Linked DNA regions of Homo sapiens: all the other regions are linked to region 1. A link is a loop called in an ENCODE intact Hi-C map of the cell type or tissue named here. Cell type or tissue: natural killer cell. All regions are shown on one strand. Each heading gives the region's core, and the rest is flanking DNA. Links, peaks and the distances in the headings are about the cores only.

Region 1 (6,156 bases), core at 812-4,811:
AATTCTTCATCTAGACATTCACAAGGCTAGTTCACTAATGCCCAACAGGCTATCAGCCAGGACACAGAAACTATATTAGGTATTTCAGTGGAGAAGATTGGAAGTGGAATTGGTTAAGCAGGTACTGAAGGACAGGAACAGCCGACGGCAACATTAAGGCTAACATGACATAGTAAATGCAGGCAGCAGCTACCACTGCTCCAACTGAGACAAACAAAGGGGACGGTTTTAGGTTATCAGAGCCTTGTCACTCAGAGGAGTGTCCACGGAGTTGTGACTCAGATATCTGATAGTGGGCTGGCCATCTGGCATTGGGAGCTTGGGAAATCAAAGGAGGAGTTCCGTGAGATTTGGACTCATACCTCAGAGGAAAAAAAACTGAATGGTGTCTCTCCTCCCACCCCAAATCTATATATTGCAGCCTTAATCCTCAATGTGACTGTGTGTGGAGGTAGGATCTTTAAAGAGGCAGTTAAGGCTAAATATGATTATAAGAGTTGGGGGCCCTAATGCAATATGGCTGATGTCCTTATAAGAAGAGGAAGAGGCACCAGGGATGCGTGCACACAGAGGAAAGCCCTGTAAAGACACACAGCCAGAAGGCAGCTGTCTGCAAGCCAAATAGAGAGTCCTCCGGAGAAACTTTGATCTTGGAATTTCTGCCTCAAGAACTGTGAGAAAAAAATACCACAGACCCAGCCTGTAGTATTTTATTATGGCAGCCAGAGCAGACTGATACAGACCCACTACCTGTGTGTACTGATGCTCAGGGGATCGAATGGGGAGTGAGGATTCTGAGTCAGGGACTCCAAGGAGTCAGAATGTGACTGGTTCAGAAAGTGCCTGAAAACTAGGATCATCTATTTCTTCCAGGGCGGAAGGATCATTTCTAGAGTGATGCTGTCAGAAACAGAATAGGAAGGAAGAAATCCTTTCTTCCTTCTGCACTCCAGTCTTCCTCTAGTGAATTCTATCGGAAAAACTTACGAAATCATCTGACAACGGAGAAACAATTTGCAGAGTCCCAACCACCAGCAAGCCGAAAACAGCATCAGAATCACGCGATCTCTGGCTCTACTCATAGGGAGAAAATATGGTCCCATAAGTCTCAAGTGAGCACTGAAAATCTGTGTTTTTAAGGTGTCCAGTGGATTTTGAAGTTCATCTTCATTTGAAAACTCCTGACCTAAAACAAACCTCTCGTTTTTGTGGTGAGGAAACTGAACAAAGGGCAGTGAAGTGTCTTACGGTCTGTAACTCTGAGGTTCTGGCTACATGTAAGGAAAAAATTAGCACTGAACATCCTAAGCATTTGCCATTAACAACCACTGCCTGCTTAGCTTGGTTGATTTGTTTTTGCATAATTGGTTTATTCATCCACTGGGTGTAAATGGTGTGTTTTGCATTAGCTTGAATTAAAAGAGAATCCCATATATTAGATTATAATAATGTATTTTTTCTAAATAGTTAGGAGATCGCCAATAGGGTACCATAAAACACAGCACTTAGCCCAGTGATGTCTAACAAATTGTTAGACACTTAGAAAAGAAATATAATAGCAAATCAGTAAAACGTATGGGATGGTGGATAAGAGTGTAAACGATATAGCTGACAATAAAGATGAAAACGGAGTTAGTAGATCTGCAGGGATTTTTGTTTATACAGAAAGAACAAAGTGGGAATTCATATGACAAAATTCTCATATCAATGTAGCGTGAAATGAAAAACTATTCTAGTAAGGTATGAGCAGTGTTAGACTAGAGTATAGCTATCCTTTTTGTGTAAGTGGAGAAACAACTCTTTTTGTCTTTAATAAGCAGATTTGGTGGTGAATAACAGCATTTCCTCAGTCTAGGGCACTGAATCATAAATCTTTATAATTTAGTTTTTTTTTTAAATCCAGATCATTTATCAAAGGAACAAAATCAATGTCAGTGGAAGGCACTGTAAAATGTATCCTGTCCTCCATACATTTTAAAACAGCACTATTATTAAACAGTACAGTGCAAGAATCCAATGAAGAATAATTATAGGATTTTATGTTTAAGATTAAAATACTAACCTGGCAATATCTGATTACTTGGCTTGTCTTTTCCTAATTGTATGAAAATATAAAATGATTTTTACTAAACTTGCTGCTTCTCAAAGACAAAGGAGATAGTTCTTGGTGTTAGAATCCTGTGAGAATTTTTTCCCTGAATTTCATACACTGTTCTTCCACTGAGAACAATAAGCAGAGAAACACATGCATAGGACTTTGCATGACATCTACTGGTTAAGTGTGTACATGATACAAAAGCTCATTTTTCTTTGCTCCAAATATATCAGTGGATAACCTCCCCAAGGCTCCCCATGGAAGGACAATGTCCACAGGGCTGAAAGACTTCCTTTCCCCCAAAGGGTTCCATAGATCCATTCTGTAACCCATGGGATTTCATTTTACACAAATAAACATGAATAAATTAGAGAATAAAAGATAATCTAGTTGCAATATCTGGGCTTCCTCATCTATATCTGATTATTTCCTTAAACTCTAGAGTTTTCCCCCTGAAATACATTAACTTGATAAATCAGCAAATGGAACTGGCTTAGAAGTTTGTGAATGACTGAAAGCAGCAGCATGTTCTAGTAACACAGGAAGCGTGTGGTAGGGTTGGTAACTTGTCACACACTGGTAGTGGTCTGAGGGTCAGGTGGAAGTCTTCAGCATCCAAAAATACTTTTTAACATTACCTTAAATTTCACTATTAGAAGGTTATATATTTAAACCACAAACAGGTACATCCCTTTATTAACATGCAAATAATGCAGTGTGTCCATTTGCAGCTTAATCTATTTTTGTGCTGACAACTCTCCACTGTATTTGCCTCCTATCCAGATCCTTCCTCTGACCTTCTCTATGCCCCAGGTGTTGACCACAGCAGACTGAACCGCCCAGGTTCCCTTCTTGGCTGGCTTCTAGTTGAGATGGCTAGTGAAAAGCACTAGCAGGAGATCAAAAGGCAGAAGGAGTGAGATCCTGTGTTGTGGTGTTTTTTTCCTCACTTCCTCATTGCTTTGGTGCTGTGTCTCTTGCAAGAGCTGTGACTCTCCATGAACGTAGTTCCTGTATATGGCCCTTCCTTCAGAGTACAGGAACTTAATATTGTCGATTTCTAAGTGCCTCACCGCCCCTCTATATCCTGTGTTTGTTTTGTAGCTCTGCCTATGACTCTTTAAAAGTAGTGACTTCAATAGAGACTCTATTTGAACCTTCTACTTATTTGCCAGAAACTTTAACAATACCTTTCTAGATGAGACTCAGTTTACATAAAAGGGTACATAAAAGGGTACATAAAAGGGAAGAAATGGAAGAAGGGGAGAGGTAGCATGTGAAGAAAGAAGAGCAATGAAAGGCCAGGAGGCTAAAAAAAGGGACCTCAAACTCTCTTATTTGGCTAAGAACTTTTCCAAAATGACATGTATTTATATGAAAGTGTCCACCTCCATCCCCAAATTAACACTCTGTGCCTAGGGGTAATTTTGTGTTTTGCTTCATTAGAACTTAAGCTCTATGAGAGAATGGTAGTTTTGGGGTTTTGTTGTTGCTTTCTGCCTGCATCTACAGATAACCAAATATCTAGATTGATTAAACTTCCTTGTTATTGCAAAGATTAAAAACATGTTTATATATTAATTACAACAAGTACTTTTATAAAGACAATTGAATCCCTATTTTGTCCTTTGGAGAAGTTATTAACCTTTTCATGCTTGCACTTTCTCATCTATTTAATAGGATACGGCGTAATATAATGGTTAAGAACAGTGATGTACTGGTAAGTGTTTACCAACTGTCTCTCCAGGAAAAAAAATATATATAACGTTTGCTGATCTCTTTGGAGTAAATACTCCCACTAAACTCCTTACTTTTCTATTGCTGCCATAACAATTTCCTTCTCATGCTGCATCTCTCTGACCCTACTTCTGTTTTCACATTGTTTTCTCTGACCACAGGTGGGACAGGATCTTTACTTCCAAGGATTCATGTGATTATATTGAGTCTACCTGGGTAATCCAGGTTTCCCATCTTAAGGTCCTTAACCTTAGTCACATCTACAAAGTTCCTTCCGCCGTGCAAAGTAATGTCTTCACAAGTTCCAGGGATTCAAACATGCATAACTTTGTTCATGGGGACCATCATTCTGGCTACCACACCCACCATGGACAATTTCAAGCAACCAATGTAACATCAGTTGGCTCACAATGTAACATCCAATGTAACATCAACTGGCTCACAAAATCCCTGATAATTCATCAGTTCTGTGAGCCAGATGAAATCACTCCTGCTACCATAATTCAGAGTATAAGTTTCAGAATTAAAAAGTCTGAGTTTGAATTTTGACTTGCAATGTGACTTTGACGAAGTTGCTTCTTTCCTATATCTCAATCCTTATCTGCTTAATGGTGATAAAAATAGTACAAATTCACTAGGTTTTTAATGAGAATTGACAACAGAGATAATACATGTAATTAGAAAATGTGAGTATTCAATATACATTAAGAATTACTTTTATGTTTCCATCATCTTTTCAAACATTTTATGTTTGATAGTAGGAGTCCAAATGTTTCTTATCCCAGTAAGCGAAAATATTAAATACCAATGTATACAGTGACTACATAATTAGAAAGCTCAGAGCACTTCTTTTCTTCCTAAGGCACGTGTAATGTATGTTCATAATGATTATTCTAAAATGGATCGAGAGGCTCAAGGGCCTTCTGAAACTTCAAAGAAAGACACAGTAAATTTGGCAGTATTAGTGTTACTTCAATTTTGAACTAGCCAAATTCTTAGTTGCTGTTATTAAAATTTTCAAATAACTGTAATATTAAGGCTTAAGAACAAAACACCCTAAGCTAGGTAGGAGTAAGGCTGGAGTAAAATGTCCTTGCAGCATAGTCGGAGGGGGGGGGGAAGCATTGTTGTGAATGTACTCCTTTCGGTAAAGATGTGAATGAACCAGGAGCGAGGGGCTTGAAGGAGGTGGGGAGACTGACAAGACGTTATATTGAGTGAAGTCTGGGTTACAGCATCTCATATATTTGATACACAGGGTTGGAGATGTCACCTTACATCCCTCTTAAGACTTCTGACCAAATAAATGTTCTTCCACGATTTTTCTCATCTCGAGTATCTAAAATATTCTATAACTTTGGAGCCACAACAAGACTGCCAGATGGGACACAATTTACTTGTTCATGTATTTAATAGTTACATATTTATTGTGAAGATTCAGAAATTATTCATAAAAGAAAAAAAGTGGACAAAAGATATGTGAGGTTCAGATGTGATCTGCAGGTTTGCTTATGGCTCCAGCCACTTGTTCCAAACATAGAGAGTAGTTTCTGAGTTATCTAAGGTCATGAAGTATTTCAGGTATTGATTCTCTGTCTAGTTCATTTAAATAATATAGAAATATGTGAGGGGAATATCCCTGATCTCAAAAACTTTATGATTGAAGTAAGGAAAAAATGAGATTATGTGTACCTGCAAGAGCTAAGTAATAACAAATCAATAGTCAAAACAAACAAACAAAAAAACCACAAGAAGCATATGGCTAAACAGGAAAGGGTAATAGGGGTGAGGTGTACAATGAATTCAGAGATCACTGTGAGTTGGAAAAGCCATGAAGAAGAGAAGACTTGAGAACCACATCAATTGATTACAGGCTTGAAGAGAAGAGTATATTCCAGGTAGAAATAATTAGCATGTGCAACAGACCAGTTCTGTATGTGACATGTCTGTGGGACAGTGAGGAGAGTGATTGCACTGACCTCTCCACTTATTTAGAATTTTCTCCTTCATATCCCAAATAATGAATTTTTATTTCAGCCATGTCACACCAAACTTTCTAGCTTTTCTTATGAAAAACAAACTGGAAAAGCTGTAAAAGCAGCCTCAGTTCTGTGTAATTTTTTTTCTTCATTTTTCTCATGCATCTTTTTTGGCATGGCCTCTACTTAAAGCTATTCATATGTTTATTTTTTAAAGATCTCTAGACTCTCCTAGCAGGTGTAAGATCAAAGAAACCTGAATGCTAACCACATGGTCAGATTTTTAGGGATGTCAAATGTCAGAGGACAAGATAGCCTGATGGAGAGAAGGCTGCATATCAAAAA
Region 2 (6,156 bases), core at 881-4,880, 64 kb after region 1:
CAATATTCTCCTGCCACCCAGTCCCACACACATTCACTCTATCACCAAGACCTGTTGATCTCAAATCCTGAATCTCTCTCTAACTCTGTTCTTTTCTTGCTATCTTTACTGTCATGATCTTACATAGGCTATCACACTGTCTTCTGTGGACTATTTCATTAGCTCTTTATTTTACTATTGCTAAGCTCATCCATTTCTAGTTTATCCTTATAGGCTGTCGTAGTAATGTTGCTAACAAAACTTGATCATATCACTCTCCTAGTTAAAATTTTCCAATGGCTTTCCAATGGCTTTAGCTGTTACTCAAAAGATAAAAGATCAACTTAATTATAAACAAACCAGATACCTATTTCTCCATCCTCAATTATGGCCATACCAGTTTCAAGAGTATCAGTAGATGAGAGATTTTGTTGTTTACTCAAAAACTAAGGGTCTCTGGTTTGCATGTGCTCTCTATGTCATGAAATCAATCACAGTTTTTTGGTGAATTTTGACAGAAAGCTTGCTACCACAACTACAGAGTCATTTAGTTAATCTAAGTAAGGAATTAAAGGCCCTCCATAATCTTTCCCCAGCTTATTTCCAACATGACATTTCCAAATCTTCCCCTGAAGAAACAGGTGCATTCATCATCCTTTCTCGGAACACGTCTTGTGCTTGACCACTTCAAAGTTTCTACTCATGCCATCTCTCTTGTGTGAAACTCATTGCCCCTTTCTCTCTTCCTCTCCAGACCCTAAACATTCTCTGCAATCATTTTGCTCCCTGAAGCACCCGCAAGTCACCTCAGTCCACAGCGTTCACCCCCTTCTCTGAAATGCCCTAGCATTTAACATCTTACTATTCATTTGCAATTAACAATCAGTTCCTGCCTTTTGCTATTGCTGTATTGTTGTATTCAATTATTATTTATCTCTTGCTTTGTTTTATAACTTTTAAAGTTTTATACTTTATTTCCTAAACTGGACTGTAATCTCCTTGAAAGCTAGAATTTTGGCTTCTACTATTATTATTATCACTTTTAGGCCTTACAGAATATCTTGTATATATTAGGGATTTTGTGGTTGCTAAATTAACGTGTTGACTGATATAATACATCTACAGAAGAAAAAATAAAAACAAAAACAGTTGAAGTTCATAAACTAAAATCTGTTTGAGTTAATGAGCATAACTTTTTACTTATTAAATGTTACAGTTTTAAGAGAATAAGTGCAAACACATCAATGAAATTTTAATTATCAAATTTATTTAGATAGGCAGGAATATCTGTGCTTCCTTTGTAAAAGAAAAATCAAAAGCCCTATAACGATACAGTGCCCAATTCCTGTTTAGTTATACTGCCCTCTAAACAGAGAAAACCTTATCTTTTAAAGCCAAGAGTTGAAGGAGGAAGGAGGAGGGAGGCGTTGAGAGGGGCCAGAGAAGGAGAAAGGGGAGAAGGGACAGGAAAAAGAAGGTGCAGAGGAAGAGATAAGGGGAGGAGAGTGGAGGGGAAAGGAAAAAGAAAAGGGAAAGGGAACAAGAGAAAGGAATGGGGGGGAGGAGAAGGGAAATAATCTCTTCTCATTAAACTGGTTGTCAAAGTACTTTCCAAAAAAGAACACAGGATCCTGTTTCTGACTAAACCAGCTTTGTTCATTTTCCCCTCATGTTCCTCTTAGTGACATGGTCAAAATTGTGGCTTTGAAGGTCATTCTGGTTGCCTGTAGGAAAGTGGAACTGCAGACATGAGGATAACATGTAAGGGAGATGCATGGAGTGCCAGAGTTCTCCCTTCTCCATCCATCCTTCTCATTGGAAAGAGTGAGAAGATTTTGGAAACTTTTAGAGGTTAAAAAATTAACATAATATTTCTACTTACCAAGAACCTAGTGGCTTTCTTCTGTAATTGATAGGGGAAGGGACATGATGCACCAAACATGTTACTGGAATTAACTCTAGTATAGAAAGCATGACACTAAGTTATGGAAAACTTAACAATCACAATGTGGGCACTATTCCCTCAAAAACCACAGCAAGAACAAAGCAAAACAAAACAAAATCCTGATTTTTCTTATAGGAATTTCTTCTAATGTGCTCTTTCAATCTGCTTTTTAAAATACCTAGCAATAACATAATAAGTTCCATTTGATCCTTCAACCCTAATATAATTTTGTAAAATTACTGCAACTGAGAAGTCTGAGTAGAATTAAAATGCTTTTGGATGTAAACATTTTTTAATGGTTCAGAATCATCTCATTTATCTAGTCAAAATTGCTTTGGTATTTCATATTGGTGGAAAAAATAATATAGGAACAACATTATCCCTAGCAGAGCAGTGAGATGGTAATGAAATCCAAAGTGGTGAAAGTGGCGATTCTGACGAACTGATTCTTGCACTGCCATCTGCCTGCTTCCTCCCTTTGACACAGCAAGTTATTTAATGTGGTGAGAAAGAAAGTGTTGAAGCAGTATCATTATTTACTAGAAATCACATGTCAGGAGTTCAGTTTAAAAAAATAATAATCCAGGAAGTTCAGGCTAAGCAAAACTTGGGTCAACAGATGGCTTACGTAAATGTGTGGGTTAGGTTTTACTGGGAAACTCCAGCCTCGAATAGGTGACAGCAGTCAGATCTGGAGCCCTTCTTTCCTTCAAAACAAAACCTCTAAGTAGGAGGAAGGAGTCAAAAGCAGTCACAACCCAAGTTAGCACAAATAAGCAAATGGCATATAGTCACCTATCTGGCGTGACTTCAGACGCACGCACACATGCACAAAATATTCTCTCCACTCCCTTCCATCTAAAAAACCTTTGAGAGTTTTTTGAAACTTGCCTTGTTTCTGCCAAAATACAATTATGTGCAGTGTGAACTGAATTTACTTGAACATTTTGTGAAAGGAGAAAGGCTGAGGCACAACTTCAGAAAGATTTAGTGGTGAATCATTATTCTTTTCAGCCACATATTTTCAAATATATTGTTTGTGGGATCATTTTCAGAAGATTATATAGAATATGAAGTATCACCAGGACGCTTACTATCTTACAAACCTCATCATCTTTCTGTGGCCCTCACATGCGCACTGACCATCACAGCCTTCCTTCGAGTCCTTGACTTGAAATGCGTGCCCGTCTCGGAGTCTTGGAACTTGCTGCGTCTCCCACTTGGATGCTCTCCTGGCCATACAGGAAGGTTCTGGTCTCCGGTTGCTCCTCAGCTCGGTAGTCCCCTCCACAGTGAGGTCTTCCCTAGCTATCCCACCTACCAACTCACACCACCAATTCTGTCCATCTTCTAATGCTAATTTATTTTCTTCCTTGGCACTTCTCACTGTCCTCCTCACATTTTTGGTCCATAAAATGCAAGTTCTATTTATATATACCCATTCACTCATGTTTATTGAGCATCTAACTTATGCCTGACACCATTCTAGGTACTTGTGATTTGGCAGTGAACAAAAAATGTTCCCCGTCTTCACAGAGCTTACTTTCTAGTTATGGAAGAGAGGGTTTTTCTGCAAGAAATGTACAAATGAAGAAACACATGTAAAAACGGAGAAATGACTTAGAGGGAAAAAATAGGGCAGATTAAAGAGGATTAGGAATGTCAGGTTGCAGGGTAAGAGTAGATTGCAATGTTAGAGTCAGGGTAAACCACAGAGAGAAGGTGAAGTTTCAGCAAAGAACTGAAGGAGGTAAGGGTAACAGACATGCAGATATCTGATGGAAGAACATTCCAGCAAGGGGAATCACTAACACAAAGACCTAAAGCAGAAGCAGGTGTGGCATATTCCAAAAACTCAAGAGGGTCACTGTGGTTGAATAAGTGAGGAGGCGAGTAGAGCAGAGAATGCCTTGGAGTCAGTGAGGGCCAAGTTCACACAGAGCCTTTATTCTGATGGAAGCTGGGAGCCACTGAAGGGTTTGGGGCAGAGGCATGAGATGATTTGACTAATGCTTTAAGGCAGTAGTCCCCAACTATTTTGCCACCAGGAACCAGTTTCGTAGAAGACCATTTTTCCATGTTGGAGGGATGGTTTCAGGATGATTCAGGCAAGTTAAATTTATTGTGCTCTTTATTTCTATTATTATTATATTGTAATATATAATGAAATAATTATATACCATAATGTAGAATCAGCGGGAGCCTTGAGCTTGTTTTCCTGCAACTAGAAGTTCCCAGCTGGGGGTGATGGGAGACAGTGACAGATTATCAGGCATTAGATTCTTGTAAGAAGCACACAACCTAGATCCCTGGCAGGTGAATTTCACAATAGGGTTTGCACTCCTACAAGGATCAAATGCCGCCACTGATCTGATAGGAAGCAGAGCTCAGGCAGTAATGCAAGCAATGCAGAGTGGCTGTAAATACAGATGAAGCATTGCTCACTTGCCCAACGTTCACCTCCTGGTTCCTAACAGACCACGAACTGCTACCATTTCATGGCCCAGAGACTGGGGACTCCTGCTTTAAGGGATAACTCTGCCTATGAGTTGAAAACATGCTATAAAGAAGAAAGGGAAAAATGAGACCCTACATACCAGGACACCACTATACGTTGAGCCTTTGGGATACACTGTTTGTTGAATTAATTAATATATGAATGAATGAACTACAGAGGCTGAAGAATAAGAGACGCAGAGATCCTCACAAGTATGAAGTAAAAAGTGATATGTCTTCTCATCTTTATGAATCAGACACAGTATATTAACATCACACATTATAATTATGTGTGTGGTTCTATGCCTAGATACATATATGTAAATATTTACTGTTTGTTCTCTGTGAAGCACTTTTAATTTTGACAAATACCTTCACCTATTTTATGCTACATGTATAAATATCCACATAGTGTCATGTTCATTAATGCCAAGCTACTGCTATATTAGGCTACTTCCATTTCCTGAAAAATAGCACATTCTAATACTGCTTAGTTGAGGTGAATTTTTTAAATTCTGATGAAATAAGTCTCATCTTGCAAAACTAAATGTCATAGTTTCAATTCCCATTTAGTTATACTAGTTTGAAAAGAAAAAAGTTCCCACAGCCACAGATTCTTTTTCAACCTGACAAACTTATTTCTGAAGACTTTGGGCACAAGAAAGGGCTCAAAGAGTGAATCTGGAAAGCCCTATACGAACCCATCTGGAATAAAAAGAAAGCACAGATGGCCTATTGGCAGTAGATTCATCTATGAAAGACAGCAGAAGTTTAAATGTACTATTTTTAAACATGCCAATATAGTTTCAGGATTATCAATTTCAAGGTTGAGTAACTGTAAGGTTTGCAGAGATTATCTTGTTCATCTAGTTAGTCACAAATATTTATCAAGCATGTACTATGTGTCCGCACTGGCAATACAGAGTTGAGCTGGACAGTGTCTGTGCCTGCGCAGTTCGTTGCATGCATTCTCAATTTTGGTAATGTCACCCTTGGGGAGAGAAAATTCGTTCTTGGCTGAGACACAAAAAGGCTTACTCTTTCAGATGTATAAAACACAGATAAATATATGGTACATAGACATACAGTATATCCGTGGTAATAAAATTTCACAAGGAGAGGTGATTAGAAAAAAAAATATTTCAGAAAAAAAGACTCCCTGAAAAGCCATTACAGCAACAAGGGAAGGAAACAAGCAAGTGGATGTCATGAAATATGGTAACTACAGTGATAAGGAAAGTACAAAATGCCGTAGCTCCATATACCAGGAACACTTAACCTGGTACAAAGGAGGAGTGAGGGAAGGCTTCCTTGGCAAGGCTGCACTTCAGCACCGATGTGAAAGAGGTTCAGTAAGAATTACTCAGGCACATAGGTAAGGAATGGTGTGTTACAAGCAAAACAGAGAAGAAGCTGACGCAAAAGTACTGGACAATCGTAAACACAGACTTTTACTGAGGAAAATCTATACAAACCCCTAAATTATCTATGTTGGCTAATTTGGCTTGACTAATTTGGCTACTTTTATAAAGTCAGGCAACAGAGGAAACACTAATAAGTGAAAGCTGAATTCCTATCACATTTTTGGACTTCATGTCTGTCGTCTCTGACATAACGGCCTTTCTTTGCATGGTCTGCCATCATCTCAGTAAGGCCCTTACCGCCTCTTGCCAGAGAATTCCAACCACCACTGGCTTGTCTCCCTTTCATCCTCTTATGGCAGCAAAGCAACGTGA
Region 3 (6,156 bases), core at 1,051-5,050, 100 kb after region 1:
ATTTAACATAGAAATCCAAAAAATATGTAGAAATTGCAGAGAGGGTCATTGATTTATGTTTACAATTCTAAACTCATAGTTAGAAGGAATAGAAAGTGACTCAGCACATTGTTCTGCTTGAGTATTCTTTGGTGATGGTGATAAAAATAATTCAGAAAATGAGAAACATTGTTTAATAGAGGATACAGTGACCCAGCGTTGTATAACTTTAGGAATGACTCTCCTCTGTGCCTTGGAAACCATCTGAATACACTTTTCTTCCAGGAGTTATGTTTCTCAACTGACAGATGAAGTAGAACAAGGTGACTTTTAAATGGTTCCATTCTCTTTAGCCCTAGTCAAATAGATTTAGGCTAGACAGTAAAATACAGTTATGTGGCATGGCACTGGTATACAAATAGACACATAGACCAGTGGAACAGAAAAGAGGACCCTGAAATAAAGCCAAATACTTACAGCCAACTGATCTTCAGCAAAGCTTACAAAAATATAAACTGAGGAAAGGACACCCTATTCAACAAATGGTGCTGGGATAATTGGCAAGCCACATGTGGAAGAATGAAACTGCATCCTCGTTTCTCACCTTATACAAAAATCAACTCAAGATGTATCAAGGCCTGAAACCATAAAATCAGACCTGAAACCAAAAAAAGTTCTAGAAGATAACATCAGAGACCCAGCACAGTGGCTCACGCCTGTAATCTCAGCACTTTGGGAGACCGAAGCGGAAGGATCACCTGAGGTCAAGAATTCAAGACCAGCCTGAACAATATGGTGAAATCCTGTCTCTACTAAAGATGTAAAAATTAGCTGGCATGCTGGTGGGCGCCTGTAGTCCCAGTTACTTAGGAGACTGGAACAGGAGAATTGCTTGCACCTGGGAGGTGGAGGTTGCAGTGAGCTGAGATCGTGCCACTGCACTCCAGCCTGGGCGAAAGAGCAAGACTCCATCTCAAAATAAAATAAAATAAATTTAAAAAGATAACATCAGAAAAACCTTTCTAGACATAGGCTTAAGCAAAGACTTCATGACCAAGAACCCAAAAGCAAATGCAACAAAAACAAAAATATATAGGACTTAACTAGACTAAAAAGCTTCTACACAGCAACATAAACAATCAGCAGAGTAAACAGACAACCAACAGAGTGGGAGAAAATCTTCTCAATCTATATATCCGACAAAGGACTAATATCCAGAATCAACAAGAAACTCAAACAAATCCAGAAGAAAAAACAAACAATCCCATCAAAAAGTGAACTAAGGACATGTATAAACAATTATCAAAAGAAGATATGCAAATGGTCAACAAACATATGAAAAAATGCTCAACATCACTAATGATCAGGGAAATGCAAATCAAAATCACTATGCAATACCACCTTACTCCTGCAAGAATGGCCATAATCAAAAAACAAACAAACAAGATGTTGGTGTGGATGTGGTGAAAAGAGAACACTTTTACACTGTGTGTGGGAATGTAAACTAGTAAAACCATTATGGAAAACAGTGTGGAGAATCCTTAAAGAACTAAAAGTAGAAGTACCATTCAATCCAGCGATCCCACTACTGGGTATCTACTCAGAGGAAAAGAAGTCATTATGTGAAAAAGATACATGGATACTCATGTTTATAGCAGCGCAATTCACAATTGCAAAAATATGGAACCAGCCCAAATGCCCATCAATCAAGTGGATAAAGAAATTGTTACATATACATATTTATATCATGCCCTGGAATACTATTCAGCCATAAAGAGGAATGAAATAATGGCATTCACAGCAACCTGGATGGAATTGGAGAACATTACTCTAACTGAAGTTACTCAGGAATGGAAAAACAAACATTTTATTTTCTCGCTTACAAGTGGGAGCTGAGCTCTGAGGATGCAAAGGCATAAAAATGATACAATAGACTTTGGGGACTCTGGGGAAAGGGTGGGAGGGAGGTGAGGGATAAAAGACTACACATTGGGTACAGTGTACACTGCTCAGGTGATGGGTGCACCAAAATCTCAGAAATCACCACTAAAGAACTTATTCGTGTAACCAAACACCACCTGTTCCCCTAAAACCTATTGAAATAAAAAAAAATAAGAAAAATTTTTAAATTAAAACTTTTAAAAATAAAATACAGGTATATAGAACATAAAGGCATACCAGTCAAAAATGGACTGCACATATAATGGTGGTCTTAAAAATTATAATACTGTATTATTGCTGTACCATTTCTATGTTTAGATATGTTTAAATACACAAATACTTAGCATTGTGTTTTAGCTGCCTAAAGTATTCCGTATAGTAACATACTTTACAGGTCTGTGGCCTGGGAGCAATATGCTATACCATGTAGACTAAGCGTGCAGTAGGCTATACCATCTAGATTTGTGTATGCACATTCTGCAGTGTTTGCACAATTGACAAAATCACCCAACCATCCATTTCTGTGAACATGTCCCCATCATTAAGTAACCGATGACTGTAATCACATTGGTTTACTCTAGCCTTATTTTCCCTTTTTGTATACACCAGGACAGCTAGGAAGAGATAGGTTGCTTTCAGAAAGCTATACGGGGGAATTGACAACACATTCTGAGTGAGGTTTTGTTTATCACACACATCTTTTATGTGGCATGATGGCTTCCTAGGCCGAGGGATTGCAATGAGTACTCAACTTCTGAAATATACAAGCCAAGCACAATTGGTTTGGGTGCTGCAAAGAGGAAGTCACTAACCAGGAAACACCTAAAGGAGGTGTTAGAGGGAGTAGTTCAGGCAATGACTCATTAACCGATGCTTTGAGTCATTTCTGAATGTGAGAATATGGAGCTTCAATGTTTTTCTCAAGTGAAACAGGTAACCACATATAGACTACTTTAGCAGTTGTTTTGTTGGAGCGGTAATTCTTACAAATCATGTGGATCTATCATGCACTGAATATCCTCAACCATAGAATTCATCAGACTCTGACCTGTAGAAACATTACGGCCAAATTAGAACCACCTCTTCATTTTATGGGCGAGATAACTAAGGTCAAGGTGAGCAAAATGACTTGCCTAAGATCATAGTCCTCAAAATGGTATCATACACCTGAAAGAGCATCAGTACATCAAAGCAGAGATGGGGGTAATGGAACAATGGTAGTGAGTGACAGGTGAAGAAAGTGAGAGTTTTTGGAGCTAAAATAAATGAATAGACTAACATTTACCTGGTGTGAATATCTGAAAAAGTGGCCTGGTGTTAGGTCGTTTAAGTGATTTTCTCATTTGACCTTACCAAATAATCCCAGGATGTATATATTATTTCTACAAATAAGTAAATTAGGCTGAGAAATGAAGCAAGTTGCCCAGGGTCACAGAATTAGTATGTAATAAAACAGAAAGTGAAATTTAAGTTTGTCTGATGCCCAAAACACATATTTTTTTTTTTCACTTCTAAGCGTGTTATGTTTGTCTGGGAAAATATGGTCTGTGAATATCTTATTTTATACGGACAAATAGGGCCTTATTACCTCTTTGCACAGGAGAGAAAATTTATAAAATAGATTGGTCTTTCTCACTTTTTTGAAGTTATGGTCTCCTAGAGAATCTGATGACAGTTCTAGACCATATCCAAGGAAATGAAATAGGTCTGAACATACACATTCAATTTTAAGTACCTCCCAAAGCTCATCCATAAAATCCCTAGAGTTCTACAGACACGGGTTTAAAACTCATAATGATTTTCTTGAGAATATAAATAAAGTGAATCTGAGGCTAAAACATTCTCTCCAAATCTTCTAACACCCTACAGTCTTCTAGTTTTTCTTATTATATTTGAACTCGTAGTAATTTGCAAAGTATTCATGATCTGGACAATTGCTCATTTTAACTACTTTCGTATCTACTCAATTCCTTCCTCTTTAAAAAAATGTAATGTGTTTGTTTCTTAAAGCTATAAGAAATAAACAATATTAATAATAGTGGCCATATAAATTTTTATAGGAGTGATTTAAGCTGAATTACTGATTACAATATCTTTGGGAGGTATGAAATGGAAATACTATGCATGTTGCTATAGTCTAACTGTTTGTGTCTCCTCAAAATTCATGCATTGAAATCCTGACCCCCAAGGTGATGGTATTAGGAGGTGGGTCCTTTTGGGATATGATTAGGTCATGAGGGTGGAGCCCTCATGAATGAGATTAATGTCTTTATAAAGCAGGCCCAAGGGAGCTTGTTCACTTTTTCCACCATGTGAGGACACAGCAAGAAGGCACCTTCTATGAACCAGAAAGCCCTCACCAGACACCAAATCTGCTAGCACCTTGATTTTGGATTTCCAAGCCTCCAGAACTGTGAGAGATAAATATCTGTTGTTTAAAAGCTACTCACTTTATGATGTTTTGTTGTAGCAGCCTGAATGAACTAAGACATGTACTAACTATAGAAACACACATATAAGTAGGCATACTTAAGCACTTCCCACATTGCATTTACTTACTCCTTTTCCATTATGTTATTCTTGTGCTTTATATTCTCTGAATCATTGGGAAGAGTACTATTTATATATTTCTTGGAGATATCACATATTATTGAGGATGTGGTCATCTCTTCTCTTGGGCTTTCTGAAGTCTCTTGAATTTCTGTCTCTGTTGTCTGAATTATGCCATGAGTCTCTTCCCTGTTGCCATTTATGTTCTCAACAGTCATGTGTTCTATTTGTTTATCATCTTCATTTTCTGCATTATCTGGGAACATTTTATTCTGTGACTCTTCTTGCCCCAGTACACGTCCATTCAGTGATGTATTGTTTTCTTTTTCCACTAATGCTGAACTCATATGTGTTTTATTTTTTTCTAACTGGACCTGGTTTGTGTAATGACTTTCCTCTCCATTTGTGGGAGAAACAGTAGCTGTTTCTATGACATTTAGTTCCCCTCTTGCAGCAATGTCTGCTGCTTTGGTATCTTGAATGGAGGACATTGTCTGCTGTGGAGTACATTCATCATGCATGCCGCATAAATTACAAATCTCCTTTTCTTCTTTCTTTAGAAGTGCAGCAGTGCTCCCCAAATGTTCAGTTATTTTTATGAGGCAGTCTATGAAAGTAATGATTTCTACACACACATACATGGACACACAAAGAATAAATACAAAACTAAACCAAATTATGTTTCTGCACTGACATCTAATGAAACATGGCAAGATAATTTTAGAAACCTACAAAGACCTTTACTGTGCATTTAAGCCAAACTCCTGAAGGAGAAGTAATTGTATAACTGTCACTCTTTTAACAATTGTAGGATTGACAACAAACCATTTTTAACATGGTAGCAAAGAGTAAATCTAATCCCTCTTGCTTATAAAGATACTTCGAATATTTAAAGACAAATGTCATAACCTCTTGCTCCCCCAATAAGAACTGAAGTCAACATCTCCCTCAATTGTTTTTCATTTGGTATGATTTTGAGAACTCTTCTTTTACCACTGGATGTACAATAGTTTATCAATGATCCATTTAAAATGCTGGGCTGAAAATTAGGCGAACACTCCAGATGAGGCTTGGGTGGCAGAAACACCATACCTCCATTATTTCTGCCAATGTAGATGCTTTGTTTTGGAGCCTAGTTTACTGCTATAAGAATTGGATTAGGTTTATACTATTCCTCCTGATGAATTTGTGAGCATTGGAAATTTTCAAATTAGTCCTTCAGAGAATAGCTCTGACCATACCAATTCTCTGATTGGAACCTGAAGTGGCTACTCAAAGCCTACTAACTCAGGTCAACCTTCTTCACTCTGAAGTAAACTCTTAGCATGATCAAATCTTATATAATCTCTCACTCCGTCATCATTCTTCCCACTCTCCTATTTGTTCATCCTGCTTCTCCTCACTACTGAGGTCACCTGATGACTTCTTGCAGGCTTAGTACCTCTCTAGTCTTTAGAATTCAGTTCTGAACTAAAGAATAGGTAATTTAAGGCCCCATAGCTTAGTGTTTTTAAAGCCATCACCAAATCATCCCTTCACCAGTCAGGGCTTTTCTTTGGGATCCAGTTCTGACAACTTGTGTTTTGTTTTGTTTTGTTTTTGTCTTATACCTGAGAACTTGTCTTTATTTTTAACTCCTATTCTGGTAACCAAGTCCTTGTTTTTTTCTGAATATATATTTGCTTG
Region 4 (4,000 bases), core at 1-4,000, 190 kb after region 1:
AGATTATATATGTAATTGAGCTCTAGCTTACTGTCATTCCCAGTGTGAAGTGGGTTGTGTCCCAAAGCAAAATCTTGATTTACTGAATTACTGTTTGGATTGTGTTAGAAGGTATGTATTTCTCTGCCTTTAAGTGTGGAAGAGATAAAATGAAATGAGCAAAAAGTGACTAATTTATCCAGTGTATAATTATTGTGTTTGCTTAATATTTCTTTACCTTTCAACATTTAATGCTGAGAATTTAAGGAACCCTGTGTTGCTAGAAAAAGTAAAAACCAGATGGCTCTAACACTGTTGGATGTTGCAAAGTGAGGAAAACCCATTGCAGACAGGCCAAGAAAAGTTAAATTCTAGAAGCTGAAAGATGAAAAATAAGATGGAAAGAGGGCTGGGTGGTCAGTTGTGGTAATATGCTTTTAAAGTAATTTTTTTGAGATGGGGCTCTCACTGTGTTGCCCAGGCTGGAGTACAGTGGTGCAGTCGTAACTCACTGTAGCTTCCACCTCCTGGGCTCAAATGATCCTTTCAACCTGAGCCTTCCAAATAGCTTGGACAACAGTTGTGCGCTACCATGCCTGGCTATTTTTTTTTTTCCTGTATGTTTTGTAGAGACAGGGTTTTGCCATGTTGCCCAGTGATCCACCCACCTCAGCTTCTCAAAGTGATGGGATTATAAGCATGAGCCACCACGCCTGGCCAAAATTTTTATTTTATATTTTTTTTCTGTAATTAGAATTAAATATGAAGTGGTTATATGCTTTTAAGATATTTACATGTAAATTTACATGTTCTTATTACTTCATAATTAATTCAATGCTTATATGTGAAAATGTTGTCTGCAGTAAAGAATCTCAAAAATTTTTTATATTTGATCAGATTTGGTATAATTTTATCTTATGCAGAACATATTTGCTAACAATTAATTTGGGAGGCTTGCTGTGTTTCACTTGCATAATAGATGTGTGGCTGGGGAACCAGCCCAGAGACAAGCTCTCTACACTTCCTGAAGTTCTTTTTCTATTGTCTTCTGAGAGCCAAGAAAAGTTATGCCAACTCCTTGTTTTAAACATTTCAGAAAATTGCAAAAGCACAAGGTAGACAGAGTTGATATTTGTTTAGAAATAATATTTTTTAAATTTTTTAAAAAATAAGAAGTTCGTTTTCGTATATTTTCTGTGTTAAAGACCAAAAGTACCTATGGTTGTCTGCCTTCAGGGAAGGAGAATATAAAATAAAAATAAAAAGCAAGCCTAAGTAAAAACAGTTCTTCACTTCTTCCTTATATAGTCAGAAAAATAGTTTATTTTTTCTTTTAAGCCTGCAACATGTGATATCTTTTTTTGCTTTTGTTTTTCATGTCAGTAGCCATTTTAAACTACCTTTGCCTTTCATATGATCATTTAAAAAATATACTAATCTTTCACTGAATTTTGAATGCTTATAAATGATTCTGTATATTTGTTCAGGTCTTTTTCAGCTTAATCAAAATTCAATATGTTTTCCATGTAAATCCAATTGACAAAGCCTTGTTATTTTAGTAAGATATTTATGCCCTAAAACAAAAATCAAGGGAAAATAAAATAGATATATAAGCTTAATGAGGGATGAAAGCTTATATTATCTTCGTGGAAGGATTATCTTTATTATTAGAAATGGGTTCAGTGACAGTGTTTCTGACCACATTTTGTTGTGCACCGAACCTTACAAATGTGTGCAACAACGCTGTTAATTTTGTCATTAACAAAAAATTCCTAGGTCAACTGATTAGAAAGTACTATTATGCTATTTTTTCCTATGTGCCATGGCCAAAACTGTGTATTATCATAGCCTATTGTTGTCTATGGTGTTTAACATTAAATAATAATATATTTACACGGTTACATTACAAATGAATTTAACAATCTAAGTTCATGTTACTTGAATGTAAAATAACAATTTCATATGTTTTGCAGAAAACGCATGTTTCAAAAGAGATGGGTGAAATTTGATGGCCTTAGCATTTCTTACTACAATAATGAGAAGGTAAATACATTTTACAGTTTTCAAAAATTGCTTTTTTATGCATACGAAGAGTAAAATAAGCAAGCAGTTTGGTTTTTAAGAATAGGAGGTAGATTCTCAACATGAAAAGAATTTGAAGTTGCAACTAATAAATATATTACCATATGCTTAGTTAATTAAAATCAGATGATTTTTGTCTTAAGTATGTACTTTCTCTTAACACACTAATTTTAAGATTTAACCACATGCTCTTTTTTGTAGCTCATAATCTAACATAATTTTCTCATTATTTGGAGATTTCCACCCCCTAATATTGGCAATACCTGTGGCTCTAATAGATATTTAGCCTTCTTTTTATATATTGCTTCTTTATTGCTGCAGGACAGAAGAATATATGCTTTTAGACAGTAACACATACTGCAACATAACACACATTGCATGCTCTATGGCTGAGAATAATGGAAGATATAGAGAGGTGTTAATTGTTTGGTTTCATTTTGCAGTGACTCAGAGCATCAAATCGGTATAAACACATCTCTTGGAGGTTTGCAAGATGGTTGGATGAATATTTTTGAAAAGCCATTTTCTTTTTTTTCTTTTTTGGAGACAGAGTCTTGCTCTGTTGCCCAGGCTGGAGTATAGTGGCAGGATCTTGGCTCACTGCAGCCTTTGCCTTCTGGGTTCCAGCGATTCTCCTGCCTCAGCCTCCTGAGTAGCTGGGATTACAGGTGCACACCACCATGCCTGGCTAATTTTGTAATTTTAGTAGAGACAAGGTTTCACCATGTTGGCCAGGCTGGTCTCAAACTTCTGATCTCAAGTGATCTGCCGCCTTGGCCTCCCAAAGTGCTGGAATTACAGACATGAGCTACCACGACCAGCCTTAAAAGCTGTTTTCTGTTTTAGCTACTATTTTTTTCTAGTTTGCTTGTACATTTGAGTCTTAAGACAATTCGTTGCCTAGGTTGAGTAGAAGGTAGTCTCTATAGCTGATGGAATCTCACTGCTGGTTTTCTCCAGCACCTGTAACCTTTTCTGGTTTGATTGAAATAAGGAGGAAAACTACTCAGGAGTGAGACAGGCTTCCATGCCATAAAACTGTTGCTGGCACTACCATTGTTTTCATTTGAGATAATTTCTAGTAACTGTGTCAAACTGGACTGTTTTTCCCTCTTTCCCTCTGTTTGTTCTTTTAAAGCTTATCTCAACTGCAGTGAAGAGATGAGGACCTCTCACGTTTTTAGTTATTGATGCAATGAAAATGATGCAGCTTGGTTTGAAATTAAAAAGTTCATATAAAAATGAGATATTGCAAATCATTTAGCTTAATATTAAAAAAATTTAAGTTGTTATTTTCTGTGACACTTCATCCATTTATTGTCTAGATGGTTGGTTACATTTTGGCAAAAAAAAAAAAAAAAAAAAAAAAACAGAAACACTGGATTTGGTGTTTCCTAAAAGGAGAGAGAGTTTCTGTTGTGACTCTTCTAGCAAAAGGGATGCATAGGTGTGGCCATAGCCACTATTTTGGCTGGGTGACCCGGTGTTAACAGCTATGAGAACTGAACAGTTGGGTCTTTTAATGTTTAAATGTGCACTTGAGGAGCATGTGGTTGGGCCTTTGGGAGGTAGCGTGCACAGTTACACATTCCCTAGGTTTCTTCCACTTTCTTTGAGGCCGCCAATCATGTCTCTGTAAGGACTCCTTCATTATATCACAGAAAATGGCATGATCCAAACAGCCTTGATATTTTATCCCCTGCAAAGAAATCTAACTCACCCCCATTTTCACCCAGCTGTGGGCAGAATTGCCCTGTGATCGTTTCATTGTCTCAAATTGGTAGATAAATGACAGGCTTGCCCTAGATACCTGTGTGTTACAGGCTCAAGGGATGCTTTAAAATTTCTTTCCTTAAGGAAAATTTTATACTCTGAAAAACACAGGCATTTTGAGCATTGTTGTCATTTGAGTATTTTTTTCTTTATTGTCTTTATCTTG

Evidence for each region. Hi-C counts contacts between places; a loop is a spot of excess contacts. Peaks named below come from ENCODE experiments on the same cell type or tissue, not always from the same donor. Only the 100,000 strongest peaks of a DNase experiment are listed, where the experiment ranks them.
Region 2: it touches region 1 in a loop (4-fold over the local background); 2 of 110 quality-filtered maps call a loop at or near these places.
Region 3: it touches region 1 in a loop (4-fold over the local background); 6 of 110 quality-filtered maps call a loop at or near these places.
Region 4: a loop joins it to region 1, with 7 times the contacts of the local background. A loop is called at or near these places in 6 of 110 quality-filtered maps.

What each region holds. Positions count from the first base shown.
Region 1 is chr4:36,382,996-36,389,151 of GRCh38, reverse strand. No RefSeq gene overlaps it. Among named protein-coding and RNA genes, the nearest start is that of MIR1255B1, 40 kb to the left of the region's middle. RefSeq lists an enhancer at 2,888-3,087. In natural killer cell, for the core only: no CTCF peak of the experiment used is centred there; DNase peaks (open chromatin) are centred at 2,651 and 3,081; H3K27ac peaks cover 799 bases; H3K27me3 peaks cover 1,377 bases.
Region 2 is chr4:36,319,522-36,325,677 of GRCh38, reverse strand. All of the region lies in intron 8 of DTHD1 (death domain containing 1), which reads right to left. Among named protein-coding and RNA genes, the nearest start is that of DTHD1, 41 kb to the right of the region's middle. In natural killer cell, for the core only: no CTCF peak of the experiment used is centred there; a DNase peak (open chromatin) is centred at 2,527; H3K27ac peaks cover 886 bases.
Region 3 is chr4:36,282,915-36,289,070 of GRCh38, reverse strand. DTHD1 (death domain containing 1) reads right to left here. Exons shown (of 10, transcript NM_001170700.3): 2 at 4,480-5,095. Among named protein-coding and RNA genes, the nearest start is that of DTHD1, 4.4 kb to the right of the region's middle. In natural killer cell, for the core only: no CTCF peak of the experiment used is centred there; a DNase peak (open chromatin) is centred at 2,710; H3K4me3 peaks cover 2,495 bases; H3K27ac peaks cover 3,768 bases.
Region 4 is chr4:36,191,600-36,195,599 of GRCh38, reverse strand. It overlaps ARAP2 (ArfGAP with RhoGAP domain, ankyrin repeat and PH domain 2), which reads left to right. Exons shown (of 33, transcript NM_015230.4): 7 at 1,953-2,022. Among named protein-coding and RNA genes, the nearest start is that of ARAP2, 51 kb to the left of the region's middle. In natural killer cell, for the core only: no CTCF peak of the experiment used is centred there; a DNase peak (open chromatin) is centred at 2,489; H3K27ac peaks cover 1,101 bases.